2 separate regions of the Homo sapiens genome follow, and region 2 is linked to region 1. A link is an interaction called in ENCODE POLR2A ChIA-PET data of the cell type or tissue named here. Cell type or tissue: GM12878. All regions are shown on one strand. Each heading gives the region's core, and the rest is flanking DNA. Links, peaks and the distances in the headings are about the cores only. Region 1 holds the start of SNORA74A (small nucleolar RNA, H/ACA box 74A). Region 2 overlaps PAIP2 (poly(A) binding protein interacting protein 2).

The links. ChIA-PET counts read pairs that join two places held together with the same protein. Peaks named below come from ENCODE experiments on the same cell type or tissue, not always from the same donor. Only the 100,000 strongest peaks of a DNase experiment are listed, where the experiment ranks them.
Region 2: POLR2A ChIA-PET joins it to region 1 with 11 read pairs; 31 of 35 experiments call an interaction of 5 or more read pairs at or near these places.

What each region holds. Positions count from the first base shown.
Region 1 is chr5:139,276,607-139,284,606 of GRCh38, reverse strand. SNHG4 (small nucleolar RNA host gene 4) reads right to left here. Exons shown (of 7, transcript NR_182757.1): 4 at 6,199-6,280; 5 at 5,478-5,556; 6 at 4,549-4,672; 7 at 1-1,868. It overlaps SNORA74A (small nucleolar RNA, H/ACA box 74A), which reads right to left and starts at 5,827; the gene lies at 5,628-5,827. It overlaps LOC124901081 (a long non-coding RNA gene), which reads left to right. Exons shown (of 4, transcript XR_007058956.1): 3 at 3,922-4,039. It also overlaps a transcript of MATR3 not described here. In GM12878, for the core only: no CTCF peak of the experiment used is centred there; a DNase peak (open chromatin) is centred at 3,358; H3K4me3 peaks cover 3,681 bases; H3K27ac peaks cover 1,684 bases.
Region 2 is chr5:139,348,642-139,358,257 of GRCh38, reverse strand. The region is part of intron 1 of PAIP2 (poly(A) binding protein interacting protein 2); the gene reads right to left. Among named protein-coding and RNA genes, the nearest start is that of PAIP2, 12 kb to the right of the region's middle. In GM12878, for the core only: no CTCF peak of the experiment used is centred there; no DNase peak of the experiment used is centred there.

The sequences.
Region 1 (8,000 bases), core at 1-8,000:
TGAGACTGTCTCAGTCTGTCACCCAGGCTGGAGTGCAGTGGCACGATCTCAGCTCACTGCAACCTCTGCCTTCCAAGTTCAAGCGATTCTCGTGCCTCAGCCACCCAAATAGTTGGGATTACAGGCATACACCACAACACCCAGCTAATTTTTGTATTTTTTTCTTTTGTAGAGACGGGGTTTCACCATGTTGGCCATGCTGGTCCTGTCCTGGCCTCAAGTGATCCACCCACCTCAGCCTCTCAGTGTTGGGATTATAGGCAACCGCGCCCGGCCAAATCCATTATCATCACTTAATGTTTAAAGGCTACGTTCAGTTTCCTATAGGTGATATTGTTAGGATCTACTAGCAAATGATTTGGTAACCTGACATCTTTGTATTCATGTCCAAAAAAATTCTTTTATAAGAACAAAAATGGTACTCTTAGCCTCATTCACTGGAGTATTACTGAAAAGCATGATATTCTTACTCTATTTTGGGTACATTATGACAGAGAGGTTATTATTACCAACTGTCAGTAGAACTGAGGCTTCTTGAGTAAAGGGGATTGAGGTAAACCTTTGGAAGCTGGTGAATACATTTCAAGACACAACATGGCACCTGTGTCTAGCTCTATGGTACAACATGGTACTATGACACATATAATGGGTTGCCAGATGGGGAAGGCAGCTTCTCTGCAACTGAGCTGAGATCTCAAAATAGACAATGTCAAGATGGAATGAGAAGGGAAAAACAGCATGTGTAGACAGGTAGTGACAAAAGGCTAATTAAGGACTGAAAGAAACCAGTGGCCAACAAGGGAATCTACGGGTGATAAAGATAAGACGGTGAGAGAGATAAGGCTAGATTGTATAAGGCTTGACAGACCATAGCAAGATAAGCAAGAACTGTGTCCTGTTAACCATTTATCCCTAACATCTAGCATAGAGTTCAGTTAGTAAAAGCCATAAACCCTTTGAGTCTTCTGGCAAGATAAGTAATTAGCACAGATTATTGTCACTCACTGCAACTCAGCCTTGGAGGGAGTACACAAATCAGAAGGAGGTCAAGTGTCTGGGAAATTAAATGACGGCACCTGGAAGAACAGATCATTGTTGGGGTAAGAAATGGAAGCCCAGTGTAGAAAAGGATAGAATGCCATGGGGTTAGAGGTAGCAGAGGCTGGGACAGAACTTGTCTGTTCTGCCCCCTTTCACCCCTCCTGTTCTTTGCCTTATGTCCAACCCATCACTTGCTGGGGTAGTCAGCCTAGTTGAACAGGTTTAGACAACCCTAGAGTTCTCTCCAGGAGAATTAATACTGAGAAGGAGAAGTTCTACCATTGTCACTCTGGTGAAGCACAGATTCTAACTCAGAGGCTCTTTGCCTTGAGGGGCATCTTCCCTCTCCTTCAACTCATCAGAACCCTTAGTTCTGGGCTTGGCTTCTCCCTTTTAGCAGCTGATAACAAAATCCCCATCCTCTACTATAAGCTTACGGGCTGAAAGTCAGCCATGTAAGGACTACAGCATCCACTCTCAAAAGACAACAGGCTCAACCACTATTCTCTACATGACAGAATAAAGTAAGACCACAGAATAAAAATGGAATGTTTTGAGAATTTAGGAGGCAGCCGGGCACGGTGGCTCATGCCTGTAATCCCAGCTACTGGGGAGGCTGAGGCAGGAGAATCACTTGAACCCGGGAGGCAGAGGTTGCAGTGAGCTGAGATTGAGCCATTACATTGCACTCCAGCCTGGATGACAGAGACTCCGTCTCAAAAACAAACAAACAAAAAAACAAAACTGTCAAGGTCATTAAAAACAAGTCTAAGAAGCTGTCATGGCCAACAGGAGCCTAAGTGTAATGTGGTATCTTCAACGGGATCCTAGAACAGACAAAAGACATTACATAAAAACTAATGAAATCTGAACAAAGTATGGACTTTAGTTAATACTAATGTATCAATATTAGCCCATTTAATTGTGACAACCATAATATACCAATGTAAGATGTTATTAGGGGAAACTGGGTATGGTATATATGGGAACTCTTTGTACCATCTTCCCAACTTTTCTATAAATCTAAAAGTATTGTAAAATAAAATAAATTTTAAAGTCCTTTTTACTGTACTTTCCCAATGAGTATATCACCCTTAAGAAGCAGCACAGAACATTCTTACATCCTAAAGGGCCTTTACTGGAGGGCAAGGAAGACCAAACAAGTAACAGGGTCTCCTCTGAACAAGCCTTAGGCTACTAAACTGACAAATTTATGACTCATCAAGTTGGCTCATTACAAGTGTTCCTAAATAGCATTAAGGAGAAAGATGTTGCTAAGCAGAGATTTTAAGTTATTACAGTTAATTTGTTAATTCAGTGAAATTGTTTTTCAAGAGTATATTGACAGGTCCATTAACTGGAGCTGTGTTCATAAAGCCCTAATTAAGCAACAACATTCACAGGAGTCATTGTCACTCTTTTTAAGTTCTTAATTAGTTGCTCTTAGCACGGTGTTTTCCTTTGTGTGAATTCCTAGGCACTTAGCCACCTCTTTGTGTCCCTTTGGGACTTGCAGAATTTATCCCTCTGGGTTTTGCTTTTCTGGTTTAAATTTGAGTGAGGCATGATCCAAAATTTCAACATAAAATCCCACTGACACTAGTTTGTTTCAACCCAGCAAGTGAAATCATGGACAGGTGCCAGGAATAGTGTTTATTAATTGTGGTTCCCTCATTTTTTAAAAAATTCAAGGTTGGTGGGGGTGTTTGGAAACCCTCCTTATTTTTAGTTTTTCCTCTTAATATGGTACAGGCCTAAGACCTGAAACTTGGCCTAAGCAATGAAAAGAGGCACTTGTGTTTACTGCTACCTATGGCAGCTGGCAGCCTGGGTATTTACAGACCAGTAACCCTGCCAGTCTCATTCAAGTTTTCATTGCAGCATGGGAAAAGATTAACAGAAAAAAACTACTTCGGCTGGGTGTGGTAGCTCACACCTGTAATCCAGCACTTTGGGAGGCTGAGGCGGGTGGATCACCTGAGGTAAGGAGTTTGAGACCAGCCTGGCTGAAATGGCATGGCAAAACCCCATCTCTACTAAAAATACAAAAAAAAATTTAGCCAGGTGTGGTGGCGTGTGACTATAGTCCCAGCTACTTGGGTGGCTGAGGCAAGAGAATTGCTTGAACCCAGGAGGTGGAGGTTGCAGTGAGCTGAGATCGTGCCACTGCACTCCAGCCTGGGCAACAGAGCAAAAAAAAAAAAAAAAACAAAAAAAAAAACTACTTCGAGGCCAGGCAGAGTGACATCTGTAATCCTAGCTACTCAGGAGGCTGAGTCAGGAGGACCACGTGAGCCCAGAAAGTTGAGACTGCAGTGAGCTGTGACCACACCACTGCACACCAGCCTGAGTGAGACCTTGTCTCTAAAAAAAACAAATAACTACTTTGAAGCCAGGCATGGCAGCACATGCCTATAGTCCCAGCTACATGGGAGGCTGAGGCAGGAGGTTTGCTTGGCCCAGGAGGTCAAGGGTGCAGTGAGCTGTGCTTGTGCCACTGCACACCAGGCTGGGTGACACAGTTGAGACCCTCTATCAAAAAAGATTTTAAAAACTAATCTTCTTAGACTCACCAGGAAATATATTTCTTTGCTTAAAAAAAAAAAAATCGACAGGGATAAGTAGGTGAGTAACTTTATTTATCAAGTAGGAAATCCCATCAAATTATTTAAATGCACATGATTACACCATTGATGCCTTTTGGGATATTGAATACAGGAATACCAATGAATTATCTATTTTCAAGTAGCAATATAGGAACGTCTCTGCACATGGATAGCGCTACTGTAGTCAGGAAGACAACCTGTATGCTTAGAACTTGAGGCCTCAGATTTAAAGTACTGTGACTATTCATGACATAAAATTTTCCTCTTTCCTTAGGAGCCATTTCGGTTTTACCAACTCAGACTGAGATTGTGGCTGAGTTTGATAAGTGCAGACTGCTATTCTTTCTTAAGACCTCTCCCTTTGGAGCACATTAAAAGTGGAGAGAACTGCTGTAAGTAACCCATGCAAAAAAACACATAAACAAATCCCAAACACACAAAAAACAGACTATTTTTACTACTGGTTAATTTCTTGCAGTCACCTTAGTGCCCTAAAAGATGAAGAGTATGATGCTCTAAGGCAAAGCTATTGATAACATTAAACTTTTCAGAAAGACACATTGCTATTGGCTCTGAACCTGTCACTAATGAGCTGTTCAACTTTCAAGGCCTGAATTTCATTCTCCAGGACAGAGGTTGGCAAACCATAGCCTATGGGCCAATTCCAGCCTGCTGTTTTTGTATGGCTCTCAAAATAAGAATGGTCTTTAAATTTGTAAATCATTGAAAACAATTTTGACACTGAAAATTTTATGAAATTCTAATTCAGTGTCCATAAATAATGTTCTATTAGAACTATAGACTTGCTCATGTGTTGATATTGTCTAAGGCTGTGTTTGCACTAGAGCTGCAAAAATAGTTGCAAAAACCACATGGCTGAACAAGCATAATATTATATTACCTGGCTCTTTACAGCAAGTTTGCTGATCCCTGCTCTAGAACAGCAGTGCATAATAAACTTTCTGAATTGGTGGAAATGTTCTCTAATATTGGAGTTGTCCAATAGGGTAGTCAGCAGCCAGATTCTGAGATTAAGAAATTGATTAATTTTTATCAACTTACACAGCCACATGTAGCATATACCTACTGCACAGCAGAGCTCCAGAAAAGTGAGGGATGGACTTTAGATCCTAAGAATTCTCTAAAATTCTGATACTTGGCTGGGCGCGGTGGCTCATGCCTGTACTCCCATCACTTTAGGAGGCCAAGGCAGGTGGATCACGAGGTCAGGAGTTCGAGACCAGCCTGACCAACATGGTGAAACCCCATCTCTACTAAAAATACAAAAATTAGCTGGGCGTGGTAGTGCACGCCTATAATCCCAGCTACTCAGGAGGCCGAGGCAGGAGAATCGCTTGAACCCAGGAGGTAGAGGTTGTAGTGAGCCGAGATTGCGCCATTGCACTCCAGCCTGGGAGACAGTGAGACTCCGTCTCAAAAAACAAACAAAAAAACCTGTAATCCCAGCATTTTGGGAGGCCAAGGCAGGCAAATCGCAAGGTCAGGAGTTTCAGACCAGCCTGGCCAATATGGTGAAACCTCGTCTCTACTTAAAATAAAAAAATTAGCCTGGCATGGTGGCAGGTGCCTGTAGTCCCAGCTACTCGGGAGGCTGAGGCAGGAGAATCGCTTGAACCCAGGAGGCAGAGGTTGCAGTGAGCCGAGATCGAGCCACTGTACTCTAGCCTGGGCAACTGAGCAAGACTCCGTCCCCCCCCAAAAAAAAGTCTGATACTCTACATAATTTTTCACATCATAATTTTAAGTCCCCTACCCCCATCTGAGCTATAGTAATTTAATTGGGACCTACATGACAAGAAGACTACATACGTTACTTATCTTGGTGTCACACAGGGCTGTCAGACATCTGGGGTCCTGATGGAGGTAGATGTCATTCAGGTGAAGGCATCTAGGATTCAAAGAGGTAAAGAATGACAGGCTGTCCCTAAGACAACCTGTCTTTTTCTGCAAACAGAAAAAAATTGTTTGCACCCAGACTAGGATCAACTCCACAGGAGTCATTCCACTCTCAGAGGTGCAAAACACTGCCCAAAGGTACTCAGCTACAACACCAAAACAGTGCTTGGAGCCAAACCTCAATAAAGACAGTGTTTGCTCTTCCAACAGTGTAACACCATCACAGGCACCACATGAGCCTGGATAGCTGACAACCGCTGGATGATTCCTGAAACAGCTTTCTCATTATTTGTTTCAGATACCTAGGCACTCCAGGTAGAAGACGTATCAGTTGAATATTGACTGCAAAACAGGCGTGGAAGCACTAATTGCAGACCCTGTTGTCAAACCCTTTAACAGGAATCCCCTTCTGTGTTTTCAGTTGTTTTATGCAACATTCAGGGAGGTCCTGCCATGTGCCAAGCACTGCGATTGGGATCTAGCAGTGAATAAAACAAGATATATTGTCCTTTCCTTCATGGATCTTACAAATACAGGTTAATTTACCTCCCATTTGTTTCCTGATAGATACCAACTAGCCCACAGGCCTGGCACAGAGGAGGTAGTCAATGTTGGAATGAATAGGGATATTTACCTGAAAACTGCACATGCAGACTGTCACCTGCCACTATTTCCTCCCTTCAGATGGGTGAAGGATGCCCTACTTTCAAGTCATCCTAAAAAGGAAGACAAGCAAACTTAGTGATCTAGTACACAGAATATAATAAATAGCAATGCATTGTGTGTGTGTGTGTATATATATATATATATTTTTTGAGATAGGGTCTCACTCTGTCTAGACTGAGTGCAGTGGCATGACCATGGTTCACTGTAGTCTCAATCTCCTGGGTCAAGTGATCCTCCCAGCTTAGCCTCCCAAGCAGCTGGGACTACAGGTGCATGCCAACACACCCACCTAATTTCTTTTTTGTTTTTTATAGAGATGAGATCTCTTTCTGTTGCCCAGGCTTGTCTCAAACTCCTGGGTTCAAATGATCCTCCCACCTCAGCCTCCCAAAGTGCTGGGAATACAGGTGCGAGCCACCGTGCCTGGCCTGTATATTTCAAAATTGCTAAAAGATACTAAATGTTTTCACCACAACAAAATATAAGTATGTGAGGTGCTAGATGTGTTAACTAGCATGATTTACTCATTCCACAATGTAAACATGTATGAAAACCTCATGTTGTACCCCATATAACATATACAATTACTGTCAATTAAAAAAAAAAAAAAAAAAAGACGAGCAGACATGATATATTTCCCATGAATTTGAATGTTTGGCACCCTGGTCTAAAATAGCAGCTCCTAAGGACCCTTATCTGGAGAGATGGAAATAGAATGCTGCTTGCCATTTACCCCAATTTCTATAGCCTCAGGAATTATTTTATTTACCATTATTTGCCTTTTCCCTGCCTATAGTACTATAAAGCTAACCATCCCCCAAGCCCTACAGATATCACTAGCCTTAAGACCCCATATGTAAAAGGCTATTCACAGTTGAGGCATTCACACAAAGCACTCACATTTAGTTGAGAGAATCCTATTAAGGGAATGCCAACTGATCTAACAAAACAAGCTTTGATAAACAACTCCCCTGCCCCCCAACATCCTCCCCATTTCCTCCTGTGGAAACTAGTATGTCACTTTTCACAGCAACCGAGGGTCATCTCTTCTCAAAAGATTAGCATTCCAGGCCAGGCACGGTGCAGTGGCTCATGCCTGTAACCCCAGCACTTTGAGAGGCAGGAGATCACTTGAGCCCAGGAGTTCGAGACCAGCCTGGACAACGTCGTGAAACCTTGTCTCTACTAAAGCCTGGGCAACATAATGAGACTTTGTCTCTACAAATTAAAAAAAAAAAAATTATCTGGTTGTGGTGGCACACACCTATCATCCCAACTACTTGGGAAAAAGCATTCCAAAACAAAATTACTACAAAGGGAACTCAATATCTACCACTTTAATGGGGCAACAACTGTTCATTTCTGAAAATCAGTAAGCAACTAAAGCAAATATACTGTCAGCCCAAAGGAGAAATTAGTGTGGTTGTAGTTGTTCAGTTCCCAGAGCCCCCTCAATCAATATTTTAATATTTTATTAAACAGCTAGAGAATGCCCATAATTTTAAAGTGAATTACCATCAATGTTTCCCTAATAGGGAATCCATCCCTCTACAAAGGGTGTCATGACTAGCTTTTATGGTGGGTAGTAGGAGCCATGGACTTTAATTTCAGTGAAATTAGCAAAAATCCCATTGTATCTGGCCCCCTTTGAGCCCTTGGTAGGCACTAAAAATAAAGGTGTGACTTTTCCGTCTATTTTTACCAACCCCCTCTTCCCATTAGCTTTGTTCTGTTTCCAAGGTATGATTCAAGTAACTTCATGCTACCCAA
Region 2 (9,616 bases), core at 954-8,953, 73 kb before region 1:
TGGTCAAATTCATTTCCATGACAAAGAACTAAGTCTTAAGTAACTTGTTCCAGGTTACACAACTAGTGAACAGTGGAGCTGAAATTCAAGTCAAGGTAGCCTGACTCTAAAACATGCACCAGGGCCCAGCACTTTGGGAGTCTGAGGTGGGCCTCCAGACCCAGCTGTTGAAAACCAGCATGGGCAACATAGTGAGACCCCTATCTCTACAGAACTACTAAAAAGAACTGCCAATGCAATGATAAACTTCCAGAGGAATGCTTAAGAAAAAAAAAACCAACAGTTCAATTCTGGTAAAACACCTCTGTGGTATTTTAAACTACCCTAGTGCCATCTCCCATTTGCAGCTTGGTAAGCCTTGAAGACAATAGCCTGCATTCTTGGTACAAGTTGGAGGTAGCAATATCAATATTATTTTTATTTTTTTGAGATGGAATCTCGCTCTGTTGCCCAGGCTGGAGTGTAGTCGCGTAATCTCAGCTCATTGCAACCTCTGCCTCCTAGGTTCAAGCGATTCTCCTTCCTCAGCCTCACAAGTAGCTGGGACTACAGGCGCGTGCCACCATGCCCCGCTAATTTTTGTATTTTTAGTAGAGGCGGGGTTTCACCATGTTGGCCAGGATGGTCTCGATCTCTTGACCTCGTGATCCGCCCGCTTCAGCCTCCCAGAGTGTTTGGATTACAGGCGTGAGCCACGGCCCCTGGCTGCAATATAATAAATATTAACAAAAAACTCTGGTTGTTTTGACCTGGCTCCCTGAAGGACTGGCTCAAGAGTTTGCTATGGGGAGTGAGGTGGGGCAGTAGCACACATATTTGTCAAAAACAGTTAAGGGTAAATATAGTAGCAATAACGGGGCAAACAATCAACACAGTAAAAAGCCTGGGAAGAAAAGCTGGTGAAGGAGATGCTTTGAGAGTAAGAGCTTTGAAAAGCTCCCACATATCCTGGTAGTCCTAGAAAGCCATAGGCATGTCAGTGCTGAGCAGATGTTCAGAAAAGACCTGAAAAGGCTCTAAGTTTTCACCTCTGGCTCAGGCTCTGCCCATGCAGGAAGTGAAGGCAAAGGCAGAGCTGTTGAAGGTGTGCCTCAACACATCCATAGGACCCATATACCAAGACTAGGGGAGTTGTTTTTTGCTTAAAGGCATTTAAAAAAAATCTGTCAAATCACTAGCTGACCACTAAGCTAATGGAAGAGAGATTTCAATGGCCACACACACAAAAAGAATACAAATTTTACTAAACTCTTTCAGAAAAGGCACTAAAATGACAACTACAATAAGTGGCAACAAACCTGGGGAGAATCTAATTTCCAGAATTGCCACATTATATCATTCAAAATGTCTTTTTTTTTTTTTTTTTTTCTGGAGACAGAGTCTTGCTCTGTCACTCAGGCTGAAGTGCAGTGGCTCAATCTCAGCTCACTGCAACCTCCACCTCCCGGGTTCAAGCGATTCTCCTGCCTCAGCCTCCCGAGTAGCTGGGACTACAGGCGCATGCCAGCACACCTGGCTAATTTTCTGTATACTTTTAGTAGAGACGGGGTTTCACCATGTTGGCTAGGCTGGTCTCGAACTCCTGACATCAAATAATCCACTCGCCTTGGACTCTCTCTCAAAGTGTTGGGATTACAGGCGTAAGTCACCGTGCCCAGCCCGAAATGTCATTTTCAACAAAAATTATGAGGCATGCAAAGAAATAAAAAAGTATGGCCCATACACAGGCAAAAAATAAATTAACAGAAACTGTCCCCAAGGGAGCCCAGATATTACATTGGACAAAGACTTTATTTATTTATTATTTTTGACGAGGAGTGTTTTGCTCTTTTTGCCCAGGCTGGAGTGCAATGGCGCGATCTTGGCTCACTGCAACCTCCGCCTCCTGGGTTCAAGTGATTCTCCTGCCTCAGCCTCCCGAGTAGCTGGGATTACAGGTGCATGCCACCAGGCCTGGCTAATTTTTATATTTTTAGTAGAGACGGGGTTTCACCATGTTGGTCAGGCTAGTCTCAAACTCCTCACCTTGTGATCCGCCTGCCTTGGTCTCCCAAAGTGCTGGTATTACAGGCGTGAGCCACCGTGCCCAGCCGACTTTATTTATTTAACGTATCGTTTTTGAGACAGAGTTTTGCTCTGTCACCCAGGCTGGAGTGCAATGGCACGATCTCAGCTCATTGCAATTTCTGCCTCCTGGGTTCAAGTGGTTCCCCTGCCTCAGCCTCCCAAGTAGCTGGGATCACAGGCACCCAACACCATGTCTGGCTAATTTTTGCAGCTTTTAGTAGAGACAGGGTTTTCACCATGTTGGCCAGCCTGGTCTCAAACTCCTGACCTCAGGTGCCTCCCAAAGTGCTAGGATTACAGGCGTGAGCCACCACGCCCAGCCTATTTATTTTTTGAGACTGAGTCTCCCTGTGTTGCCCAGGCTGGAGTGCAGTGGCTTGATCTTGGCTCACTGCAACCTCCGCCTCCTGGGTTCAAGCGATTCTCCTTCCTCAGCCTCCCAAGTAGCTGGGATTACAGGCGCCCGCCACCACACCCAATTAATTTTTGTATTATTTTAGCAGAGAAGGGGTTTCACCATGTTGGCCAGGTTGGTCTCGAACTCCTGACCTCAGGTGATCTCCCCACATCAGCCTCCCAAAGTGCCACTGTGCCTGGCCAAAGACTTCAAATCAAGTATATTAAGTATGTTAAAAGAGCTAAAGGAAACCATGTAGAAAAAAATAAAAGGAACCATAGAATGATGTCTCACCAAATAGAGAATATCAGTAGAGACAAATAGTGGGCCGTGGTGGCTTACGCCTGTAATCCCAGCACTTTGAGAGGCCAAGGCAGGCAGATCACCTGAGGTCAGGAGTTCAAGCCCAGCCTGGACAACATGGTGAAATCCTGTCTCTACTAAAAATACAAAAAATTTAGCTGGGCATGGGGGTGCATGCCTGTAATCCCAGCTACTTGGGAGGCTGAGGCAGGAGAATCACTTGAACCCAAGAAGTGGAGGTTGCAGTGAACAGAGATCATGCCACTGCACTCCAGCCTGGGCAACAAGAGTGAAAACTCTGTCTCCAAAAAAAAAAAAAAAAAAGAGAGAGACAAATAGAAATTTTGGAGTTTAAAAGTAAACTGGGCCAGGTGCGGTGGCTCATGCTTGTAATCCCAGCACTTTGGGACTTTGGAAGGCTGGGGCAGGAGGATCACGAGGTCAGGAGTTCAAGACCAGCCTGGCCAACATAGTGAAACCCTGTCTCTACTAAAAGTACAAAAATTAGCCAGATGTGGTAGCACGTGCCTGTAGTCCCAGCTACTCAGGAGGCTGAGCCAGGAGTATCGCTTGAACCTGGAGGTGGAGGCTGTAGTGAGCTGAGACCACGCCACTGCACTCCAGCCCGGGTAACAGAGCAAGACTCCATCTCAAAAAAAAAAAAAAAAGGTACAACTGAAATGAAAAATTTACTAGAGGGGTTCAACAGCAGATATGAGCAGAGAGACAAAAGAATCAGCAAATTTAAGTTAAGGTCAATTGAGATTTATCCAGTCTGAGAAGCAGAATGAGGAAATGAAGAAAAATGAACAGAACGTTGACAGACCCAGGAGACATCAACTGTGCCAAAATATATACAATGGAATTACCAGAAGAAAAGGAGAATAGTTCAGAAACATTTGAAGAGATAACAGCCTAAAACTCCCCAAATTTGATAAAAAGACACAAATCTATGTATCTAAGAAGCTCAATTAACCCAAAGTAGGATAAACTCAATATGACCCGTACCAATACACATTACAATCGAATTGTTGAAAGACAAAGAGAGCATCTTGAAAACACCAAGAGAAGCAACTCATTACATACAAGGGATCCTCAATAAGATTAACAGCTGATTTCTCACCAGAAACCATGGAGGTCAGAAGGTAACATATTCAAAATGCTGAAAGAAAAAAAAATCGAACTAAGAATTCTTTATCTGGCAAAACTACCCTTTCAAAAATGAAGGAGAAATTAAGTCACTGCCAGATAAGAAAAAATGGACAGAGTTTGTCACTAGTAGACCTGTCCTATAAGAAAAGCTAAAGTGAGTCGTTCAGGCTGAAATGAAAGAACTCTACAGACATTAAATTGAATCCACACAAAATTAAAATGCCAGTAAAAGTAACTTATACAGGTAGTCACAAAAGTCTGTAATAACATATTTTGGCTTATTACTCCTCTTTCTTTCTGCATTATTTAAAAGATAAGGCTGGGCACAGTGGCTCATGCCTGTAATCCCAGCACTTTGGGAGGCCGAAGTGGGTGGATCACCTGAGGTCAGGAGTTCGAGACCAGCCTGGCCAACATGGCAAAACCCCGTCTCTACTAAAAATACAAAAAAATTAGGTGGGTGTGGTGGCAGGCACCTGTAATCTCAGCTACTCGGGAGGCTGAGGCAGGAGAACTGCTGGAACCCGGGAGGCAGAGGGTACAGTGAGTCGAGACAGCGCCACTGCACTCCAGCCTGGGCCAACAACAGTGAGACTCTGCCTTAAAAAAAAAAAAGAAAAGACAATGCATAATATAAGAATTATAAATCTATGTTAATGGACATACAATGTATAAAGATGTATTTTGTAGTAACAAATTACAAAAGACATGTAATTATTTTGTAATTACATTATTACAAATGTAATAATGGTGGGCGACAGGAAGCTATATAGTCTTTTGGATACACTTGAAACTAAGCTGATATTAACTCAAACTGAATTGTTACAAACTAAGATGTTAATTATAACCTCCAGGGTAACCCTTAAGAAAATAATACACAGTAAAAATGTGTACAACAGCTGGGGTATATCATCATCCTATTCAGAAATAGCCAGAAACAAATGTCTTTAACATCCTAAGAGTCAATGAGCTCAAACCTATATATGTTGAGAGTCTCCCCTGGCTGAGAGAATGCTTTTCTCCAGAACAAAAATAATTAAAACTTAGAGGAAATGCTGGAAACACAAAAGAAGGCCCTAATTTGCTTGAATGACTTTTAAGGACCGAAAACAGACAATGACTTAACAATACAGTAAAAAAACAAACTCTGGTACAAATAAGTCACAGAGGAAAACAAAAAACACAAAACTGAGAGGCTGACTATACTCAGCTGTTACTTTTTTTTTTTTTTGAGACAGAGTTTCATTCTTGTTGCCCAGGCTGGAGTGCAATGGCTCACCACAACCTCCATCTCCCCTGGGTTCAAACGATTGTCCTGCCTCAGCCTCCGGAGCAGCTGGGATTACAGGCATGCTCCACCACGCCCGGCTAACTTTGTATTTTTAGTAGAGACGGGAGTTTCTCCACGTTGGTCAGGCTGGTCTCAAACTCCCAACTTCAGGTGATCTGCCCACTTTGGCCTCCCAAAGTGCTGGATTACAGGCGTGAGCCAACGCACCCAGCCTCATCTGTTACTATCTTATCTTTGGCTCATGCCTCATTCTGACCCACTATAAAACTGGCAGGTAGGCTGGGCGTGGTGGCTCATGCCTGTAATCCCAGCACTTTGGGAGGCTGAGGCAGGAAGATCACCTGAGGTCAGGAGTTTGAGACCAGCCTGACCAACATGGAGAAACCCTGTCTCTACTAAAAACACAAAAGTAGCCGGGCGTGGTGGCACATGCCTGTAATCACAGCTACTCGGGAGGCTGAGGCAGAGGTTGCGGTGAGCCAAGATCACTCCATTGCACTCCAGCCTGGGCAACAAGGACGAAACTCCATCTCAAAAAAAAAAAACAACAAAAAAAAAACTGGCAGGAATTAACTGAGAAAGCCAATATTTTTTCCCCAGGTTTTTTACAGCCTGTATTTGTTTCAAGGCATGTTATGCTTTAAAACCCTAAAACTGTCAGAAAATATATCAAAAATAAAAAATGTTCAGTATTAATCTCATGCAAAGGAGATAACACGTCTTCATAACACGGCAAGACTAACTCAGAAAAACTAGCTTAATGTATCTAGTAGTCATTAAAATACTTGTAAATCAGATTTCCCTAGTGAAAATCACAAAATAAATGTGATTATCCAAAATGCTTAGAACCAGAAGTGTTTTGGTGTTTTTTTTTTTTTCAGATTTTGGAATACTGTATTATACTTGCAGTTGAGAATCCCAAATCTGAAATTTTGAGTGTCATGTTGGCATTCAAAAAGTTCTGGACTTTGGAACAGTTCAGATATCAAATTTTCAAACTGGGATGCTCAACCTGTCATAAACAGTAATTTTTCACTTTATGCTTTCAGTATTCATTTGAAAATTTTTGGACAGCAGGGTCTTTGCACAAATTTAGGATCAATTTTGTTAGGAAAGCAAGCATTGAAGTGTAGGCCGATGCGGGAGGATCACTTGGGGTCAGGAATTCAAGATCAGTGTGGGAAACATACCAAGAGCCCATCTATACAAAAAACATTTTTAATTAGCTGGGCATGGTGGTGTTCACCTGTAGACCCAATTACTTGGAAAGCTGAGACAGGAGGATTACTTGAACCATGATTGCACCACTGCACTCCAGCCTGGGTGATACAGCAAGACCCCATCTCTCAAAAAAAGAGTGACAGGGATGAATGTAAAAAGTACACACTACTTACAAAAAAAAAGAAAAAAAGTTAGGTATACAAACGTCTAAAGCGTATATAGTTTTTCCCTCTCCGATCCTATCATAGAGGTAATTCATCAATGTTAACAGCTTAATATGTATCCTTTCATAATTCTTTGTTTATATAAACACACATAAAGCATTTCTGTATTTTAACAGAATTATATTAAATACATTACATAAAATCTTCCCTAGTCAACAGGTATTGGTATACTTCACTTTTTAATGGATACAACACCACTTATTCAACCACCCCCTTCTGATGTACATTTATGTTCCCACTTTTTGCCATTACACACAATCTTGCTATGATCACTCTTTTTTTTTTTTAGTAGAGACAAGGTAGTAGTGCTTCGTATAGGATATATTCCTGTAAGTGGGAATAACTGTGTCAAGGGCCATTGCATTTTAACTGTAAGAGATGACAGATTATTTATAAAAATGTGGCAATACGCATTCCTATTATACTGTTTGGGTGCATCCATTTTGCTGCATCTTCAACAATCCCAGATATTATATATGTATTGTATTTTATTTTTGCAATCAGATGAGCTAAAAATGACATTTGTTTTCCTTTACAGCTTCTGGGAAGTCTTTTCCCACATTGAGATTATATTTCCTGTATTTTCTCTCAATATTTTTATAGTTTCAAGTTTTTATATTTAAATCTTTAGTTCATGTGAACATTTGAATATGTGAAGGATCTATATTTCTCCATATAAATTACATCATCCCCCACTAATGAAAGCTTATTCCTCATGTTTATCATAATTGAATTCCCATTTGTCTGAATCTATTCTGAGATTCTTTATTCTGTAATTGTGTATTTCTATACCAATATCAAAAACTGAAAGAGGACAAGGAGCACAAACCTTTCATCTAGATTCATCAGTCTTTTGCCTGTTTTCTCTATTTTTTTCTTCTTTTTTTTTGCTTAACCATTTGATAAGTTGCAGGTATGATCTTTCAACCTCAACTATTTCAATTTTTTATTTATTTATTTATTTATTTTTTTGAGACAGAGTCTCACTCTGTCACCCAGGCTGGAGTGCAGTGGCACAATCTCGGCTCACTGCAACCTCCACCTCCTGAGTTTAAGTGCTTTTCCTGTCTCAGCCTCCCGAGTAGCTGGGACTACAGGCGCATGCCACCATGACACACTAATTTTTGCATTTTTAGTAGACATGGGGTTTTGTCATGTTGGCCAGGCTGGTCTCCAACTCCTGACCTCATGATCCGCCCACCTCGGCCTCCCAAAGTGCTGGGATTACAGGCATGAGCCACCGCCCCTGGCCTGTGATTTCTATTTCTAAAGTACAAGAATGATGTATATATTACACTCATCTTTTTTACTTAATCTGGTCAATTCTGAAAGTGGTTTATCCAAGTCCTCTACTACAGTAGATAGAATATGTGACCCAGTCTGAGAATTTCTGTCTCATAAGGAATTAACTTTTTTTTTTTTTTTTTGAGACAGAGTCTCGCCTTTGCTGCCCAGGCTGGAGTGCAGTGGCGCGATCTCAGCTCACTGCAGTCTCTGCCTCCAGGGTTCAAGCAATTCTCCTGCCTCAGCCTCCAGAGTAGCTGGGATTACAGGCGCCCGCCACCACACCTGGCTAACTTTTATTTCTTATTTTTATTTTTTGAGACAGAGTCTCACTCTGTCGCCAGGCTGGAGTGTAGTGGCGCAATCTCGGATCACTGTAACCTCTGCCTCCCGCGTTCAAGTGATTCTCCTGCCTCAGCCTCCCGAGTAGCTGGGATCACAGGTGCACGCCACCATGTCCAGCTAACTTTTGTATTTTTAGTAGAAACGGGGTTTCACCATGTTGGCCAGGATGGTCTCAATCTCTTGACTTTGTGATCCACCTATCTCAGCCTCCCAAAGTGCTGGAATTACAGGTGTGAGACACTGTGCCCAGCCAGGAATTAACATTTTTGATAACTGATGTTTCGTTTTATGTCTTTCATAATAATTTCATGTTTACTTTTCTTATGCTTTTTCAAATGTTCTATTAACTATTTCTTTTCTATAGCGTTTATTTTCCTACACTTAATAACTTTAACTATTTTCCTATCAATTAAAAATGTACTCCAAGGGCAGGAGGCAGTGGCTCATGCCTGTAATCCCAGCACTTTGGGAGGCTGAGGCGCGTGGATCACAAGGTCAGGAGATCGAGACCATCCTGGCCAACATGGCGAAACCCGGTATCTACTAAAAATACAAAAATTAGCCAGGCATGGTGGTGTGAGCTTGTAGTTCTAGCTAGTCAGGAAGCTGAGGCAGGAGAATTGCTTGAACTCAGGAGGCGGAGGTTGCAGTGAGCTAAGATCACACCACTGTACTCCAGCCTGGGCGACAGAGCGAGACTCCGTCTCAGAGAAAAACAACAACAACAACAACAGCAAAAAACAACTCTATACATCCATTTAGAATGCCTTTCCTTCTCCAATATACCCAACCCAATGCTTACTCTGAGCCAAGGCAAGCCCTTTAAAATTATTTTACTTACACACTTCTTCCCTCCCCAATCTTCAGTTTTGTGGAAGTTAGCACTGGTAGATTCCTACTATTAGGTTTTCTCTTACTATGTTTTAAAATAATTTTTGAATTGAATACTTGACAATACACATTATCATCCATTTATATTTTACTAAATTCATCACTCAGGCCATGCACAGTGGCTCACGCTTGTAATCCCAGCACTTTGGGAGGCTGAGGCAGGCAGATCACCTGAGGTCAGGAGTTCAAGACTAGCCTGGCCAACATGGCGAAACCGTCTCTACTAAAAATACAAAAATTAGCTGGGTGTGGTGGCAGGCACCTGTAATCCCAGCTACTGGGGAGGCTGAGGCAGGAGAATTGCTTGAACCTGGGAGGCAGAGGTTGCAGTGAGCCAAGACTGTGTCCTGCACTTCAGCCTAAGCAATAAGAGTGAAACTCTGACTTTAAAAAAAAAAAAAAAAGATACAAAGATTAGCTGGGCGTGGCCAGGCACAGTGG